Linked DNA regions of Mus musculus: regions 1 and 3 are each linked to region 2. The links are chromatin loops, found by intact Hi-C in ENCODE. Cell type or tissue: left cerebral cortex. All regions are shown on one strand. Links, peaks and the distances in the headings refer to the core of each region. The heading gives the core; the rest is flanking DNA.

Region 1 (6,086 bases), core at 789-5,788, 58 kb after region 2:
TGCACCCACATAAAAAGCCAGGCATGGCCTGTCACCTAGACCATCACCTAGGTCTGTAATCCCAGCACTGGGGGAGGGGAAAAATGAGGACCCTCCGGAACTGGCCAGCCCATGTGTGAATTCCAGGATCACCAAGGGATCCTCTTAAACAGCAAGATGGAGTCACTAAGAAGAAATACAAAGACTGGACTCTGCATTCAGAGTACCTGTTCATACACACACATGCACACGCACACACATGTGTACACTCATGTAGCAAACACATACACACATGCATGTTGAGAGCATGTGTGTGTATGCATGTACACACACACACCAAACCAATATACAAAAAAACCTAGATGTAGTTAACACTAGACATGATCTCCCTCCAAGGGTGTCAGGCCAGAGGACTCTCCGAACTTTGTAAATACAACACCAACAGGTGTCAGGATGTCACAGGCAAACGAGTGCCAGATTATGGTCTGAGAAGGTTAGAAGGAACTGAAGAGATACTGATGCCTGTTATGTCGCTTAGGTCCATGGATACCCTGAGTCACTTCATGATCTTCTCTGTGCCTGACCCTTGAGGAGGCGCTGACTGGAGCAGCTGATCACTGGGGAGTGTAGAACCAGGAAGCTTGGAGGCCGTCTTGACTCTCTGCTAAATATTCCATTCCTTCTCATCTTGGAGACAGAATGCTCTCTGGAAGCAGCTTAAGTGAGGGTGGGCTTATTTGGACTCACAGTGTGAGAGGATGCTGACCATCAAGGAGAGCTCATGGTGGTAGGAGAGTGGGGCTGGCATTCCCTGCATCCCAGCAGACCAGAGAGCAGGGCTCTCCAGCCAGGCTCTCAGGGCCAACATCCAGCAGCCTTGTTTTCTCCCAGGTTGTCTGCATCTTCTGGAAGCTCCAACATGGCAGTATCAGATGGGGAGGGAGTGTTTAAGCATAGGAGCATATAAGGGGTATCTCACATTCCACCCATATCTACTGGCAAGCTGGTTTCTCCTCATCAGATTTTGAAGATGGTAATCTGAGAACGAGAAAGTGGGGTGTATCTCAGGAAGCAGCACAGGCCCCACTGGGATGGTTAGTGGCCCGCAGGCTTTCATTCTCTGGGAGCATTATCAGTGGAGTTTGGTCTTTTGAAGTTAAGCAATCTGCTTCTTGAATGAGACTTCCACATCCATTTTTTTCGTTCGTTCATTCATTATGTGTGTGTATCTCCATGCTAGTGTGTGCGGTGCTCTCACAGAAGAGAATGTTGGATCCCCTGGGGCTGTAGTTACATGTGGTTTATGAACCATCCATATGGTTTCTGAGAACCAAATGAGTTGTGCTGGATAATTTTATGCCAATTTGACACAAGTTAAAGCCATCTGAGAAAGAGGGACATCAATTAGGGGATGCTCCTGTGAGATCAGGCTGGAGGTAAGCCTATAAGGGCATTTTCTTAATTAGTGATTAATGGGGAGGGCCCAGCCCATTATAGGTAGTGCCATCCCTGGGCTGGTGGTCCTGCGTTCTATGAGAAAGCACGATAAGCTAGCCACAGAGAGCAAGCCAATGAGCAGCACCCCTCCATGGCCTCTGCAACAGCTCCTGCCTTCTGGTTCCTGTCCTGTTGGAGCTCCTGTTCTGACTTTGTTCCATGGTGAACGGTGATATGGAAATGTAAGCCTAACAAACCCTTCCCTACTCAACTCGCTTTGGCCATGGTGTCTCGCCGCAGCAATAGTAACTGTAACTAAGACCCACGCGCTCTTTACTGCTGAGCCATCTCTCCAGCCCTGCGTGGGGTTTCTTTGCATGTGAGTTTTGCCACTAAGTGTTTATATCAATCTCTCTCTGGTTGCTGGTTCTCAGTGCCTGACGTGCAATGGCAGATCTGACCTCTTTCACTGCAGAGCGATGGATGCAGCACGGGGATGCAGCTGTTTTCCTAGTTGCTTTGACTGTGGCATCTCTGGGCCACAGGCAGCCATTGTTCTTCTGTGTGGGGTACTCTGGGAAGGATAGGGTGATAGCTCGGCATTTTATATTGGAGGTAGGAGTTATCGTTCACCACATGGCTGCTGAGAAGTGCATAGCAAAAGAGGTTTGATTTCCTGAGACGCCCCCATGGACCTTTGTGGGGTTTGCCTTGGGGGTCAATCCTATGGAGACCCCAAGTTCCTGGAACTTTGTTTGTGCTGAGGCCTCCAAAAAGTGGAATCTATTGATCAGTTTTCTGCTGGGGACTCTAAAAAGTGGGATGTATTGATCAGTTTTCCAGTCCAGGCATCTTGGGGGTGTTTAGAAAGTGTCAGAAGGAAGGAGGCGAGAGTGAACAGATCTGTCATAAACGCCAGCCATGGTAGGTCCTGGGCCATTGAGCCTGGCTGGTCCTCACAGTCTAGCATCCAACCACATGCTTACACGGTCCCCTGGCCAAAAACAGCCTTTCCCTCCTTCCCTAGCCCTTCACATCTAGCCCCTGCTGTATGGAACCTTGAATCTCCCCCTTCACCACACCAGGGCCTCAGGCTCCTCGTCACTGTAAGATACACGGACCCTAGGAGACCATGCAGCTTCCTGCAGGGTTCCTGCCTCATGTTCCAGCCTCTCTGACTGGGTTTCTGCTCAGCTGCTCTTTGACTTTGTCTTTCATCCCCTTTTCCCATCATCCTGTGCACAAACCCCAGACTCAACCAACCACAGGCTGTGAAATCTAGTCTCAAGCCTCATTCCTGGGGAGCACAGGCCACACAGCCTGGTGGTTTAAAGTTGTGCCTGGGAGCTGAGCCATCTGGGTTTGAAACCTGGCACCACTGTGTGTTGGTTCCCCAACTCGACTTCATGCTTTCCTAGTCTGCAAAGCTCCAATGACAAGGGCTACCTCCCTCACAGCTTGTCCTGAGGCTTAGTAAATGTGTGGGTGTTGAGCTCTGCTGGGTGTGTGGTGGGTTTGGCACAGACATTTATTGTCTCTGTACTTGTTGCACACTGGCCACTCCTCAGTTTGAAAGACTCTCCTGCCTCAGGGCCGTTGCTCCTGTTTTCCCTCTAAGAACATCTGACACTTGTTGCTTGGCCAGCCTGTTGTTCTTTGATAGCTCCTAAGAGCAGCCTTCCATAGTCACCCTAAAGAGCCATCTCAACTCCCATGTCTTCCTTCATAGCAGTGCCTGCTGGTGTGTTGCTTCTTTTGGTGAGAACCTTCCTGACATAAAGACAGCCACCTTGCCAATCACTGCCTACACCATGTTGCCTGGAGCAGAGGGCCCTCAGGACAATTGGGTGGCTAAAGGAGGAAGGTCTGAGGTGTGGGGAGTGGTCTTGCACCCTGCTTTCCCTGTCCTTACATGAATTTGTAAGGTGCCAACTTCTAAGGCACACCTATCTCTTATGTGCTATGGCATGTGGTAGGCACCCTACAGGGTGTCCAGTTCTTTGTGTCCAGAATCACACTTCCTTTTTGACTAGAAGCAGAATAAGGGTGAAGAGAGAGGGCAGGGTATGTATGGGCTGGGCTGGTTGCCTAGATGTGGCCTCAGCCTAACCATTTACTGATCAAGTAACCCTGACAACCGTATTTATCCATCAGCAGCTCTCTATCCTTACCTAAACAAGCAGAGTAAACGATAGTACATTATTCCAGGGCTGTTGGGAAGATTACATGAGCCTGTTACATTCATAGTCCTGGAACCAGCCAGAACTGGAATAGCACTCACTTGGTGTATAGTAAGTATTGTCTGAATGTGAGCTGGTGTGAGACTGTCAGTGGTGGTGATAGTAATAGTGGTGATTGTGTTGGTGATGGCGGTAGTAGTAATACAATGTGAATAATGGTGGTAGTGCATTTGATAGAGCTGCTGGTGGTGATTGTGTTGACAGTGGTAGTCATGGTGATGGTGATAATGATGGGGATGATGGTGGTAATGTTGACAGTGATCACAGTGAAGGAAAGGAAAGGATGGTGATGGTGAAATGATGATAGCTTTGATGGTGTTGATACCGGCTTTACTGTTGGCAGGGATGATAGTGAGGATGACAATGGAAGCCATAGTGATGGTGACGATTATAATGGTGATGACCGTGATGGTGGTGGCAGTATTATGATGGTACTACTGGTGGTGGTGGTGAGCATTGTTATCATGGGTATGGTGATGCAGATCGTTCCAACGTTTGAGGTGGTGATGATGAGGGAGATGTGGTTCTTTGTAATAGAGTTCAAACTATGGAGCAGGAGTGAGTGGATTTGATGAAAATTGTGGAGAGTTAAATAGAAAGCTAGGACACAGGCCAGCATCACTGGGGACTGGACAATCTTCCTTAGCAGTGTCAAGTGGATGTAGCAGATTCACAATCCTGGAATCCATGCAAGCTGACGCATGACGTGACTGCTCTGCTGAGTGTGGCCTCGAGCCTCCAGGGAGTCGAGGAAGACTCTGGAGCTCCCTTGGTGGCACAGGACCCACTTCGGGATTTCCAATCTGTTACACATAGATCCTTTCATGGACATGGAAAGAAATACTGTCAGTCCATTCCTCTTAGGGGTACAGGATGTATACTCGTCCCAATCAAACACTTTGTTGCTACTAGCAACACATTCCAGGTCTTGCTTGTGGGGAGCATGCATTGTAGTTGTGACCCACCCTGAGGTTTGAACCTACCAAGCCCCTGGGTCAAATGACCATTTCCCCTTATACCTTTCTCAAGCCCTCCAAGCATCCACATAGAGAAGAACACTTTACTTATGGCTGACACTACCTTTGATGCCCAATACTGGCTGTATTCACTTGTCTAAAGATCAGAGAACAGCTTCAGGCATAGACCCAGGACAGGGCACAGAGTCTTGCCAGAATGTAGTAATTACATTGACTTGTATCCATTGTGTGTGTGTGTGTGTGTGTGTGTGTGTAACATTTTTGGAAATTGATTCCGATATTTCTAGTAGAGTCAAAATGTAAAGTTTCTTTCATAGATAAGTTCATTTCTGTGTCTAAAATAAGTTCATTAGAATATAAATCATACAGTTTATGCATCTGAGTGTATTCACAGAGCAAAACCTACAAAGGCAGTGCAAAGGAGGATTCTTGACACCTTTGTAGAGTGCTCTAGCTCGCACCCGAGCCAGCCGGCGACATTGGAAGGGATCATTTGGGGCCATGTAAGGTGTTCCACCTCATCACCAGGTAGGGTTAGTTTCTTCATCACAGCCCCGTGCAGCGTGATAAAAGCCAGATCAGCCTAGGCGTTGTGTCCTGAGAGTGTATGGCTGATTACTCCTTTCCTGGTGTTGAGGGAGGCTCTATGTCCAACTTTAAAGCCAAGCCTCTACTCCTTGCTCAGAACTCTGACCTGTGCCTTGGCACACACAGGCCACTGTATCATGTGTCTTCCCTATGCAATCTTCCAGTCTTTCTTCCTTTTCAATGTGGTGTGCGTTGAATCATTGAAGACTAGATACATAACAATGAAACTTCAAACCGTGAGATCTTTTCTCCTGGTCAGGACGGAGAGGCAAAGAGCATCGTGGGACGCCAGCTCGGTTCCCCAGCTCAGGCTGGGTGATGTCACACTTGTTCCCAGCGTTAATTTCTATTCTTTGCCAGTGTTCAGATCTCAGGCCTCTATTTAAGACACAACACAGAACTCTCCGAAGCTCATATTTGCATCCTGTGTGGGCCGAGGTGCCTGGCTTCATTCTTGCTATATATACACCCCAGCATCTCCTGGTATTTTTAAATGCGCCTCTTCAGAGCCAGCTTCTCTGTCATGTACACTCATCACAGCACCAGTGAGCTGCCATGCTCTTTGCAGAGTCCTGGGGGGGTCAGATGACACATAACCCGTGTGTGCTCACAAGTGGGCACCATGCTCCCTGCAGGTTACAGGGCCACCTTGGAGGGAGGACAGGATGCCAGGAGACTACATCACCTGCTGCTGCATCCAGAGATCTGAGAGCCACCAAGCCTCCATTTGTGCCTTATCCTCACCCCGGTCAAGTCCTGCTTCCCAGTGTTCTGCTGGAGTACAGCCATTTCCATTTATTTCCTCTCCCCTGGTCACCGTGCTGAGGACTGCCCCCTGGAAAGCTGCAGAGACATCTCTGTTTCC
Region 2 (6,086 bases), core at 346-5,345:
GGAGGGGGGAGAGGGCATGTGGCTGCTTTCTGTCCTAGAGCCCCAGGTATGGTGGTGGGCGGATCATAACCTACGATCCAGTCCATATGTCTCCCCGGCCTCTGACAGTCCAGGTATTTGAGACCCCTCCCCATCACCACTCATTCTCACTCCCAGCTTCGTGACGTCATGCTCCTCCCATGGCATGATGGGAGAATCCTAATGTTTTCCAACAGATGCTCCAAGAACAGCTTTCAGATTAAAGCAATTGCAAGAGCAAAGATTCTCCTTTTTCCCTTTTTTTCGGGGGGGTGGGGGGTGGGGTGGGGGGAGGGAGCACCCCCAGACATTCCTGGACATCTCCCCCAGCCCCAAGCACGCCATAAACACTGACAAGAAAAAGTTTTTATTTCCTGGTTCAACTTTTTTTTTTCCCCTGGAATATAAGCAGAAGAATGGGAATAAATACGAATAAATAACAAAGCGAGGCCGCGCAAGCCGGGATGCGCCTGGCTGCAGCCTGCAAGGCTTTTGTCTCCCCACCCTGAAGCCAGCCTGGCGTCCTCCTCCGTTCTTTTTCTTTCCTGGTCCCTTTTGCTTTTCCTTTTAAAAAAGACGCCCTCTCCAGCCCCCTCGCCGGTGACCTTGGCCGCCTAGGATGCTCTGATTCCGCATCTCCCTCCAACTTGCCCCTGCGTCGCCTTTCCCATGGCCGCATCCGAGGACGGCAGCAGCTGCCTTGTGTCGCGGGGCCGCTCGCAGAGTGACCCCAGCTTCCTCAGCGACTCCTCAGCCACCTCCACGGACGCCGGGGAGAACCCAGGTACTGGGCCCGGCGGGGGCGGCCAGGCGGGGTGGGGGAGACACGAGGCAGGTGGCATGGGGACCATGTCCCCACGCGCCACAGCTCCCCCCGCCCCCGCCTTTACTGGGGGGGACAGCGATCCGATTCAGGTGCCACGAGGGCCCGTGATTCCTGTCCCCAGCAAACAGGGCTGCCTCGGAGCCCTTTGTCCAGAGAGGAACCGCTTTGCTGGTAGAGCTAGGTATTCTGCAGTGTGCTCTGTTGGCTGGCTGCTGGTCTTTGAACCCCCAGTAGGGAGTGCCATGGTGGGCAGCTGACTGACCAGTGGAAGGGTCTTCGTGTCACCTCCGCCCAGGGCTGGTGCCTACTCTGCCCTCTGTCCAGGCCCTTCTATGGTCCTGTACAGGGTCCCCACCCGAAGGATCAGGGCAGCAGTACACTCCTGCAGCCACCGTGCCCAAGGCTGTCAATGGGCACCAGGACTCCAGCCAGGTCTGGCGCACCTGGGCGCGCCCGCCTCCCGGGACAGGTGTGCTGGACAGAGCTGCTGTGGGGAAATGAAGGGTGTGAGGCCAACGGGCATTGCCGGGGTTTCTTTCTGCTCTGTGTCCACTCTTCCACATTCAAGGCAATGTGGATTGTTTAGGTGATAAACAGGTCACAGAGGCATCTATGTGGCTTGATTGATGACTTTCCTTGGGACCAAGAAAGGCCTAATGAAGCAGGAGGGGGTGGGCTGTGTGCTCTGTCACCATGGAGACGCAGGAAGCAAAGTGATCATTAAAACCTTTCTCCACCAGAAGGCAATTTTCACTTCTGGGGAGAAGTCAGAGCTTCTGAAATGGATCTTTCAAAAAAAAAAAAAAAATCAGAGCTGGTGTGTGTGTCAAGTGGAGGGGCTCAGTTCTGTGTCTTCATGAGGTGCAATCCCTCTTAGTTGCTGTTTGATAACACCTTGCCTTGCCTTCCTTTGTACACTTCTCTTTAAATCCAAGGACTCATGAATGGGGGCTGAATGGTGTTAAATGATTGTTAAATAATGGCATTAAATCCCAGGGGCCAGCAAAGACTGCCTTTGTAGGGAGAGATTCCATAAGAGCTATACTGCCCAGAAAACCCCCTTTTAAAAAGTAGCTCTGAGGGACCCAAAGTGGAAGAGTGAGGGGGAGGACGGAAGGAGCTGAAGGGGATTGCAATCTCACAGGAAGAACAGCAATATCAACTAACTGGACCCCCACGAGCTCCCAGGAACTAAACCACCAACTACAGAGTACATATGGAGGGAGCCATGGCTCCTTGGTCCTGTGGAGGCCCCAGTGTAGGGGGATGCTAGAGTAGTGAGGTGGGAATTGGGGGGGGAGTGGATAGGGGAGTACCCTCATAGAGGTAAAGGGCAGTGGGGATGGGATGAGAGGTTTTGTGGAGGGGAAACCAGGAAGGCAACAACATTTGAAATGTAAATAAAATGCAATAACCAACATAAATAAATAAACAAAAATAAAGTAGCTCTGTGGGTACCAGGACCTGTTATGGAAATTTTAAGCCATAAACCCACCGAGTCTTATAAGATGTCTTTGTTAGGACTTTGGCAGAGTCAGTCACATCTGCTCACCTCAATGTGCCAGGAGAGGGAGTCCCTGACTCTAGGAGGGCAAGTTGATTTCCATAGTTTCCAGGGCAGGCTGCAGCAAGCAGACCCTTAAGTCATTAATGAAGTCTTCCCTTAGTCCTGTGTAACACCCATGGCAGATAGCTTTCCTAGCTCTCAGAGATACTGTGGAAGGTGAATGGTCCCTTACCAGACAACTACTTCCACTCCTTTGTCTCTTTGGCAGTAAAAAGAGGCAAACTTGAAATGATGGTGGATTTAGCTCTTTGGCTGTCCATGAGCTGATGCATCCGTGGGAGGCAGTAACAGGTTTGGCAGGTGGGCTGCTATCTGTCCACGAGGGAGCAGGGAGGAGGGCTCCGACGCCCAGGATGAAATCTAGCATGGGAGGACATGTGCTGGAGCCGTCGACAGGTTAGAATGGTTAGAATGGAGCCAAGCGAGCAGCTATGGGGGAGTGAAAAGTCTAAAACTCTATGAACTGTAGGGCCAGGTATTGAGCATCTGTGGATTGTGTTCAGCAGTGGAGTTCTGGCCAAAGAGAAAATCTTCAGGTTGAGAGACATCCACAAACCTGAAACAGTAAGGGTGGGGTGTGGAAGGTGCTTGCATATGTGGAAGGTTGTGGGAGACAAGCTAAATGTGATGTACCACCTGACTGCCTGGGATGTGCCAGGGCTTCCAGAGAGTCTGATGTTCTAGTCAGTTCTTGTCACAGCCCTTCATTTGACCCTCCATGCAGGTTCCCTTCCCTCTGGCTACCTGCTGCTCTAGCTGGGCACTCCTGAATGCTGAACCCAGCCAGTAGCGGCACAATGGCCAGATTCAGGTACATAGAAGAATGGCCTACCTCCATCTAGAGTCTTTGTTTTTATAAAACAGTCCTAAATTGCTTTTACCCTTCCTCAAGGCATTTTGAATTTAACGACATTCTCTTAGTCAAATCTCAAAAACGTTCTTGGAAAACCAAGCTCAGGCTGCTTTGGCCCCTCGTTCTCCCCATCAGTACTACCTTGTAGTCCCCCACTCTGATATTTGCTCTTCCCTTCCTGATACAGGACCAGATGGGTGGAAAACAGCCACAGGGGTGTGGCATGTGGGCAAGTCTTCACTGTGTGATCTAATTGCCTTGGCTATGGGGAGCTTACCATACCACTGTGTCTATGTCTGTTTAGAGAACTCTCGCCCTGAGGAGATGTAACTGAATGGCTAGTCCTTCCCTCTAGAAAACCAATGACTGATCTAGACACAATTCTATCAAAATCTAATATGGAAAAACCTGAGAGTTTATTGGGTTTCCTTACAGAACATAGATGAGTGGCTACTTACGGGAATGTCGGCAACTTCAAAACAGCTCCACTACCAGAGGATCTAACCCCAGCATGGATAACAACTGCATGGCCAACCGTCCAGGGTGGATGAATGGAGTTCTTTACCCCTCCATGGTCTCATATACTGTAGCACTTCCCAAGGCTACAAGGTCACATTTCATTAAGGACGTAGGACAGAATTATATACAACTAACAGGGAGAGGAGGAGAGGAGGGGCTGGGATCTCAGGTCGGAGTTCATTAGCCCTCTAGCCCCTCCTCTGTAAGAGAATCTTTGCAGTCAATGCACCTGACCTCAGGGGTCTTTTGCAGATAGTCCCAGTAGATGGGACAGAGATAATACCTGTTGTACTCAGAGGACAGCATTTCCCAGCCGCCTCCTCTCTGTAAGCAGTCATGCAGCGATAGTCTGAGGAATGTGCTTTCTAGTTTAGCTGTGAGGAGTTGTGTTGTGTCCCGTGTTTACCCATGGTGGATAACATGGTGCTGGTGTCCTGAGCAAAGTCTGATTAGTGCTCTTATGATAGCCGGATGCCAGCTCATGGGATCTCCGAGCCATAGGAGTCCACACTTGTTACGGTGATGACATTGCCCTTTCTGCTCAGTATATACTGTTTCACACTTCTTACGGGAGCTGTTGCAGACGGTGACACTACCTTCTGCCCCAAATCTTGCCAATACCCCAGGTCATGAGTTTGTGTTTCTTAGCACGAAGGGTGACAAATGGGATCTGTGATAACTTGCAATTCCTCAGTTGCACTGAGCGTGTTCTTGTGGCTTCCTCTTGTACAGTTTCTCAGCATCCCCCTCTGTGCCGTGGACCGGCTTGCAGGGCTCAAGTTACTTCCCCCAAGTTGGTTGTCCCTGTGTGTCAATGTCTCAGCTCCAGTCATGGCTCCTTCTGCAATTTGCAGGGTTCTTTTTGTAAATTGTACTTTGTACCTAATCCGGGGTGAGGTTTTCTTCCAGAATGAAACTTGCAACAAGCCATGGAGTGTTCCTACAAGCGTCTCTCCTTCCAAGGATCTCAGAGTCCCCAGGGAATCCAGCTCTTTCTCCTTGAGCTGTCAGGTTTCTGGTCACCCCCTGCACCCCATGCTGTCTTTATATTTCCATCTCCAGCGTTCTCCCGCCTTGTTCGTTCTTCCAGGTGTGTCCTTGTGCTACTCTCGGTCTCCCCTTTGCCCACTTGAAGCTCATCTCCTTGGGCTCCAGATGCCAGGACCACAGACCAGCCCACAGCCACTTGTAATGCCTTTTGGAGTGTTTTCGCGTAGCCTCAGATGGACCTTCATTCAGGCTTTAACATGGAGGGACCATTTGTATAATGAGGCAGTACCTCCAACCAAGTCTTCTCCACTCAGTGATCTTGTCTGTGGTGGTCAGGGTCTCTCTGTGTGGCAGGGCCATCCTGTGATTTTAGGGTATGGAGTGACCCCCTGACCTTTATCCTTTATCAACTGATGAGGTTTGGCATAGGCCAGGTGGGAATGATCCAGGAGGAACTTACAGCTATCTATCTTCTACGGAAGTGGGTCACCTTTGCCTTGTTGCAGACTGATGGAGAGGCACAGCCCTGTAGACTCTGGACGAGGTGCCTGCTTCCTCCATGGTCCATTCCTCCTATAGCTGGGCAGAAGCTCCAGCTGGTTAGAATGTTCTCTTTATCACAGTTTCATCATGGGACAGTCGGTCTTAACACCTTCTCCCACAGCTCTGTATCCAGCTGCCTCTGGCCTCCTGGAAACTTTCACTTGCCCTGTGACCTCCCACTCTGGGCCCTGCCTCCGTTCCCACCCTGGAGACTGCCTCAAGCTTTTTTGTCTCCTTCTCTTTCTTTCTCTCATGTACTCTACAGAAGAGCGAGTCTGTGATGTGCCCATTGGTTCTGGGCACTCCTTCGTCTCTGACCCTCAATGGGGTCCTCTGCCTGGGGGTATCGAGGAGCAAAGGACAGTATAGCTAACAGGGATCACAGCTCTTTCTATTTGTATTCCTCGAGTGTTCTCTTCCTCTGGAGTCCTGAGTTCTGGGAATCTCCCTCTGGCCCCTTGCAGAGCGACTACATGTTTTAATTAGCAGTAGAACTACGCAGTAATTACCTTGTCAGTTTTTCAGGGTTATTAAAAATAAAAACTACATGCTTTATGAAAACAGAGTCTGAAAACTTGCAGTGTTTTCTACTAATTGTGGAAGTGTGGGGTGTCCACACAGAATGTGATTGGATACTTCTGGAGTTCCTGTTCCCTGGCTCACACATAGAAGCCAGTGGCCATGAGCAGTGTTTTAGGTATTGGCCATGGCTGGTTAGAACTGAGCATACTGGATGCAAATATGTCAGAGCACAGCTCCCTTTCTGTCTT
Region 3 (6,086 bases), core at 789-5,788, 44 kb after region 2:
TGAGGACAGAGTCACCAGAATGGCTTCCCACATAGTCCAGGATGACTTCATTCCAGCTTAGTTAATGACATTTGCAAAGACCTCATTTCTTTTTTTTAATTTAATTTTATTTGTAATTCATTTTTTATACTCCATGTTCCATCCCCCACTCCTCCCCATCCACCATCCGACTGCTCCACATTCCACACCTCCTCCCCACCCCACCCCATCTCCATGTGGATGTCTCCACCCCCACCCCACCTGACTTCTAAACTCCCTGGGGCCTCCAGTCACTTGAGGGTTAGGTGCTTCATCTCTGAATGAACCTCATATCAGCTGGTGTATGCTGCCTCTTTTGGTGGTCCAGTGTTTGAGAGATCTCGGGGGTCCAGGTTAATTGAGACTGCTGGTCTTCCTACAGGGTCGCCCTCCTCTTCAGCTTCTTTCAGCCTTCCTTAATTCAACAACAGGGGTCAGCTGCTTCTATCCATTGGTTGGGTGCAAATAACTGCATCTGACTCTTTCAGGTGCTTGTTGGGTCTTTCGGAGGGTAGCAAAGACCTCATTTCTAAGTGAGATCCCTCTCTGAAGTCTGAGTGGATGTGAGTCTTCAGGACACAGTCTTCCATACACCTCTGGGAGGAAGGGGAATTACTGTGGACATGTGGTGATGTACCCAATCTAAGTGGCTTCAGGGAGGTGCTGTTTCCTTCAGGTTCATGGTTACAATCATGGGTGTGAGGGCAATATGGCACACCATGATGGATAGGAAGGAGAGAGCATTCTCATGAGAGGAAAAGATAGACCCTTCAAAGATATGTCCCCAGTGACACACTTCCTCAATCCAGGTCCCACCTTCCAAGCTCTGCCACTCCCCCCAACAGTCTATTCACACTTTCAGTTTGTCAGTGGGTTGATTCTCCCATTAGAGCAGAGGCCTCTGGATCCAGCCACTCCACAAAGCCCTTTGGACAGCAACTAAGCTGCCACTACAGGAGCCTGTGGGAAATAGCTAAGGTTCAGCCCATACCAGGATGGTTCCAGGATGGAGTTGCTAGTGGCTTTGGAAGACAGACACCAGCATTAGGACTCTAGACCACTGGACCAGAAAGACGCATGGACTTATATGTCGCAGGGCTGCCTCTAGTGATACCCTTACGTTAATTTTTTGTCATGCGTGAGTTTGAACAGCTTTTGATACACTCTGCCATAGTGACTGAAGTTCTGACGTATGCATCACATACTCAGTTCACTGAGGGTCCTGAGCCTTGCACGACATGATGCACACACACCCTGCTGCCGCTGACCTATCTCGCTGATGATATGTGTAGGTCCTGGGGCCCACTGACTAGCTCTCATCCAGCCCTGCCATGCCCTTTCCAAGCTGTGTGGCCTTGGGGTGGACTCTGGGATTTTGTGGACTTTAGGCTATCTCTTAGTGGAAGATGAAACATTGTTGCAGTGGGGCTGCAGGCAAACTGGGAGCATTTGGTTGTGCTTATAGGACCTGGTCAGCTCTGTGTTTTGAGGTTTTATGTTTTTTTTTTAATTTTTATTTTAGGGATGTATTTATTTTATGCATATGTGTGCTTTGTCTCCACATATGTCTGTGGGCCGCATACATGCCTTGTGCTCACAGAAGGCAGAAGAGGGCACTGAGTGCCCTGGAACTGAAGTTAGAGATGGCCAGGAGCACTGTCTGGGTTTGGGGGCCTATCTAGGGTCTTCTCAAGAGAGACAAGTGTTCTTGAGTGCTGAGCTGCCTCTCAAGGCAAGTGTTTTATTTTCATTCATTTGTGTTTGCATGTGTGCATGCATGTGCAATTCTGTATATGTCTGTGTGTGTATGCATGCATGTGCAACTGTGTGTGTGTGTGTGTGTGTGTGTGTGTGTGTGTATGCATGTGAGTGCAGTGCCCATGGAGGCCAGAAGAGGGCACCAGATACCCTGGGGCTGAAGTCACAGGCAGTTGAGAGTTGCCTGTTATGGGTACTGGGAACCGAGCTCAGGTCTTGTGGAAGAGCAGCAAGTGCTCTCACTGCTGAGCCATCTCTCTAGCTCCTAGGCTTTACTTTAATGAGAGCATTCTGTGTGAGACTCAGCGTTTAGAGTCCTCTGAACACATGGCTAGGATGACACTAGGGTCACACAGTGGTGTGGAATTTCCCACTTCCTCTTGAGCATAGGTGATTGATAGGTGCCTATTTTCCTTTGACCCTCCTTTCCCCCAAACCACTAGGAGAGATAAGACTCCTTTCATAGTAAGTTCTTTTTGCCAAAGATCCACTTTGTGTAGAAGATCAGGGAATGATAGGATAAGGAGGGGTGGCCGAGTTGGTTCTGAGAGTGCTTGCTGCCTAGCCTGAGGGCTTAAGTTCAGTCCTGTGGGACACACATGATATCAGGAACTAACTTCTATAAGTTGTCCTTGGACACGCACATATGTGCTGCAGCACATGCACACACACATATACATACATGTGCACACATCACACACACATACACACACGTGTACATATCACACACACATACATACACACCACCACACACACATGCACATACATCATACACACAATGCACACACACCACATACTCTTATATACAGACATTCACAGACACACTCCATTCTCCCTCACACACACATAATAAATAGGCAAATAAATGGGCATAAAAACGAATAAATAAAAGGGAGGCAAAAAGACAAACCCCCCTAAAGGACATAGAATGTGGATGTGATAAAGAGAACTTCCAGGTTGAAAGGAGATCAAAAACTATGGCTCTTCTCCCTCCCTCAGCTCGGCAGCTCATCTCTTGGTGGGCATGGCTTTCCTCCCTCCCTCTCAGCTCAGCTGCTCATCTCTTGATGGTAGCCCTGACCTTGCACCATGCAGGATGATTCTTCTTCAAAATGAACCGGAACAGCTCCTCGCCCTAATCACGGCGCTGCCTCTCAGCCTCCTGGTGACTTTGACCTCTAGCCCTTTCAGAGGCTCCTCCACGGAACCTTCTTCACTGGCATGGTTCCAAACACATGATGACCCAGCCTGGATCCCCAAGACCACACTTGGCTGCTGTGCCTTTGAATCTCAGCCTTATGTTTTATCTCAGTCCAACTCCCAGCGTCCTCCCGGAGCCCATGGTGTGGGTCCCTTGTTGGTTGCAGACATCATACATACACTTGGGTGTGTTCAGCTCATTGCTTCCTTCTAGGGCTGAGACCAAAGGGCTGTTTGCTAATCGGTATGGGGGATCAGAAAAGCAAAGGCATTCAGATCCTGGCTCAAGGCTCCCCTTTGACACTCACCAGGAGCACCATGCCTCTTCTTCACTCAGCTCCTGCTGTGCCTCTGTGTAAGCCCTCTCCCATTCACCCCATGTCTTTCAGTCTCCATGAGGTTGGAGATTAGGCCTCTTCAGGCTCCTCTGCCCTTCCCCCTCTCTCATGAACAATCTATTTCTCCCCTCACTGGTGCAGCCTGCTTACTTTGCACCTGGCTTGCTGGTTTTGTCTTATTTTGTAATCAAGCGAAAGCATCTATTTCAAGTAGTCTAAATTGAAGTTTCATTTCCCAAATTGCAGGCACGGCACAAGCAGTCTCCCAGGGAAACACTCACTTTAGCAAAATTTACTTAGCTGTGCCCCTGGTGTGGGGGCATTTTTCAGAGCTCTGAAATGTTTGCTGTGATTACTAACATCGCAGGGACTCCTTTATGTCTGTAGCATTCATAGTATTTGCAATAGCTTATATTTTTCTCATGATAGATTCTGAGACATAAATTTGAGTAGGCAAATATTCTAGGCTTCTGTCTTAGTTAGGGTTTTACTGCTGTGAACAAACACCATGACCAAGGCAATTCTTATAAGGACAACATTTAATTGGGACTAGCTTACAGGTCCAGAGGTCCACTCCATTATCATCTTAGCTGGAGCATGGCAGCATCCAGGCAGGCATGGTGCAGGAGGAACTGAGAGTTCTACATCTTCATCTGAAGGCCACTAGGAGAAGACTGGCTCCTACATAGTTAGGAGGAGGGTCTTAAAGCCCATGCCCACAGTGACACATTTCCACCAACAAGGCCACACCACCAAATAGTGCCACCCCTTGGACCAAGCCTACAAACCACCACAGCTTCATAAAACAAAAACAGTTGCCACTCCAAAGGGCTGGTCTGGCCTGTGCTGCTTCCTCACACCAAGGTGTTTGATTTCGGTGGACCCCATAATGCCCGGGGAACAGGTAGAGAATTGGCTGGGCTGAGTAAAGACAATGGAGCTATTTGTGCCTCTCTGAGTTCAAGTGAAATGAACTTGTTCCAAAGCACAATGTTGGGATCATAAGCTATGCACTTGGGCATTGAAAACAGAGGGTGGGACCAAGACATTGCAGTGATGGCCAAGCGCCAGTTAGGAAGGGTGCCCATGGACTCCAGGTTGAACTGGGTAGAAATGCCCTGTGGGAGCTGAGGGAGGGACTGAGGGGGAGGGAGGCCAATGCAACTTCCATATCTTAGTAGAGGGCAAGATTAGCGGTCTGAGTGAAGAAGGAACACAGGTGTGTCGTGTTCTCATGGGAAGGTAGGGGTGGGTTAAAGTGAGTATCCTAGTGGCCTGGTTGTGGTGACTTGATTGGTTCTGTGTTGAATGTGGAGGGCTTGTGATGCCAAAGTGGGGGATTTCATCTTCCCAGGGGTACTAGGAATTGTAAGGAGACCACTGAGGCCCTGTGGGACATCAATGGTCACAGGAACACTAAAGGTTATAGTTAATTTGGCCAGGCAAACTGAGGTGGAGTGTGGGCTTATCAGCAGGAGCGTGGAAGCGCTTGGGCCTAGCCCCCAAGGACAGTCTGTGAAGAAGACTGAAAATCCAAAAAGAATCTAGATGCAGGGACCTAGATGTAGAGAAAGAGGGACTATGAGTCTGGTACCTGCTGGATACCCCTGGTGTGGTAGCCAAAGCTGGCTCCTCCTCACTTGGGCTCTATAATACTTTCTGTGGCTCCTTTCCTAGCCTCACAGAAACACCCTTTGTGAAGACACCCTTTGCCATCAAGTGCCATGCCATCAGCCTGGAGCCTGATTTGGGGACCACTCACATATCCCCCAAATCTACCTGTCCCAGCCAAAACACGGGGCCCCTGGTCTACTGCACAGGGACATAAGGCTAGAGCTAGTGCTCCAGAGAATCAGTGAGCGGTGCAGAATAGAGAGGGATGTTTGGTGCAGGACTCAGGGAATGCCTGTTTGTGACAGTTACACTGGTAATTTGGAGGCAGATATATATAGACAGACACACACACAAAGAAAGAGACAGAGAGAAAAAGCTAAAGACAGACACAGAGAAACAGTGAAGAGAGAAAGACAAAACGAGAAACATACAGATTGAGAGACTGAAGCAGAGACCAGGCTGAGATGCAGCTGGCTGTCCTCTGTGCACCAGGCACATCAGGGGCCAGAGAGATGGAGAGAAGGCACAGGTACTGGCTGCAGGTCTAGGAGCCTGGGACTCTGGAAGTTCCTCTCTATTATCCACTTTCCCCTTAAGCTAGTCTGGCTGGACTCCGGCTCCTCACCCTGTGTCTTCTTAAATAATGGCTTGTTATTTTTGCACAGAAGCACAACATTACCTTCAAATGACCAACCTTTCAGTGGCTTCCTGTGACCAGCCTGAAAACTCCCACCTGAGGCACATTGCCTGAGATGTTCCAGTAGTGCTGATGTGATGGGGTGCTGGGATGTAGATTATCAGATCTCAAGGCAGTTGGTCAGCTTTGAGTAGCCCATCTCCTTATAGATATAGAAATGTCTGCTCATAGATCAACCCAGAGTGAGGCCAGCTCAATAGGACCAGAAGCCATCCCCCAACTCCACAGCTGCCCCCACCATGACCCTGGATCGAATAATGACTCATTCAAACCCTCCAGCCTTCTGTATCCTTAGGCCAGCTGAGTGCCCTAGGCTGGCTTCCTCTGAGTCAGGATGGGGCTTAAAGGTGTCATTAGCTGGGCAAGGACTCTGCAAAGGACAGAGGCAACTTCTCAGTGTCATCAATGACTGTGGAATTAGATTATCCAGAATCCTTAATGGGACATGGCTCTTAGCAAAC

What was found. Hi-C counts contacts between places; a loop is a spot of excess contacts. Peaks named below come from ENCODE experiments on the same cell type or tissue, not always from the same donor. Only the 100,000 strongest peaks of a DNase experiment are listed, where the experiment ranks them.
Region 1: a loop joins it to region 2, with 2.8 times the contacts of the local background. A loop is called at or near these places in 5 of 42 quality-filtered maps.
Region 3: a loop joins it to region 2, with 2.4 times the contacts of the local background. A loop is called at or near these places in 5 of 42 quality-filtered maps.

The regions. Positions count from the first base shown.
Region 1 is chr2:178,199,010-178,205,095 of GRCm38, forward strand. The region is part of intron 1 of Phactr3 (phosphatase and actin regulator 3); the gene reads left to right. Among named protein-coding and RNA genes, the nearest start is that of Phactr3, 60 kb to the left of the region's middle. In left cerebral cortex, for the core only: no CTCF peak of the experiment used is centred there; DNase peaks (open chromatin) are centred at 2,877 and 5,647; H3K27ac peaks cover 2,631 bases.
Region 2 is chr2:178,141,698-178,147,783 of GRCm38, forward strand. Phactr3 (phosphatase and actin regulator 3) reads left to right here and starts at 236. Exons shown (of 13, transcript NM_028806.2): 1 at 236-802. The coding sequence starts at 688. In left cerebral cortex, for the core only: CTCF peaks have their summits at 1,130 and 2,396 (motif pointing right); DNase peaks (open chromatin) are centred at 817, 1,345, 1,471, 2,642 and 1 more place; H3K4me3 peaks cover 3,171 bases; H3K27ac peaks cover 2,976 bases.
Region 3 is chr2:178,185,728-178,191,813 of GRCm38, forward strand. All of the region lies in intron 1 of Phactr3 (phosphatase and actin regulator 3), which reads left to right. Among named protein-coding and RNA genes, the nearest start is that of Phactr3, 47 kb to the left of the region's middle. In left cerebral cortex, for the core only: a CTCF peak has its summit at 1,907 (motif pointing right); a DNase peak (open chromatin) is centred at 3,470; H3K27ac peaks cover 861 bases.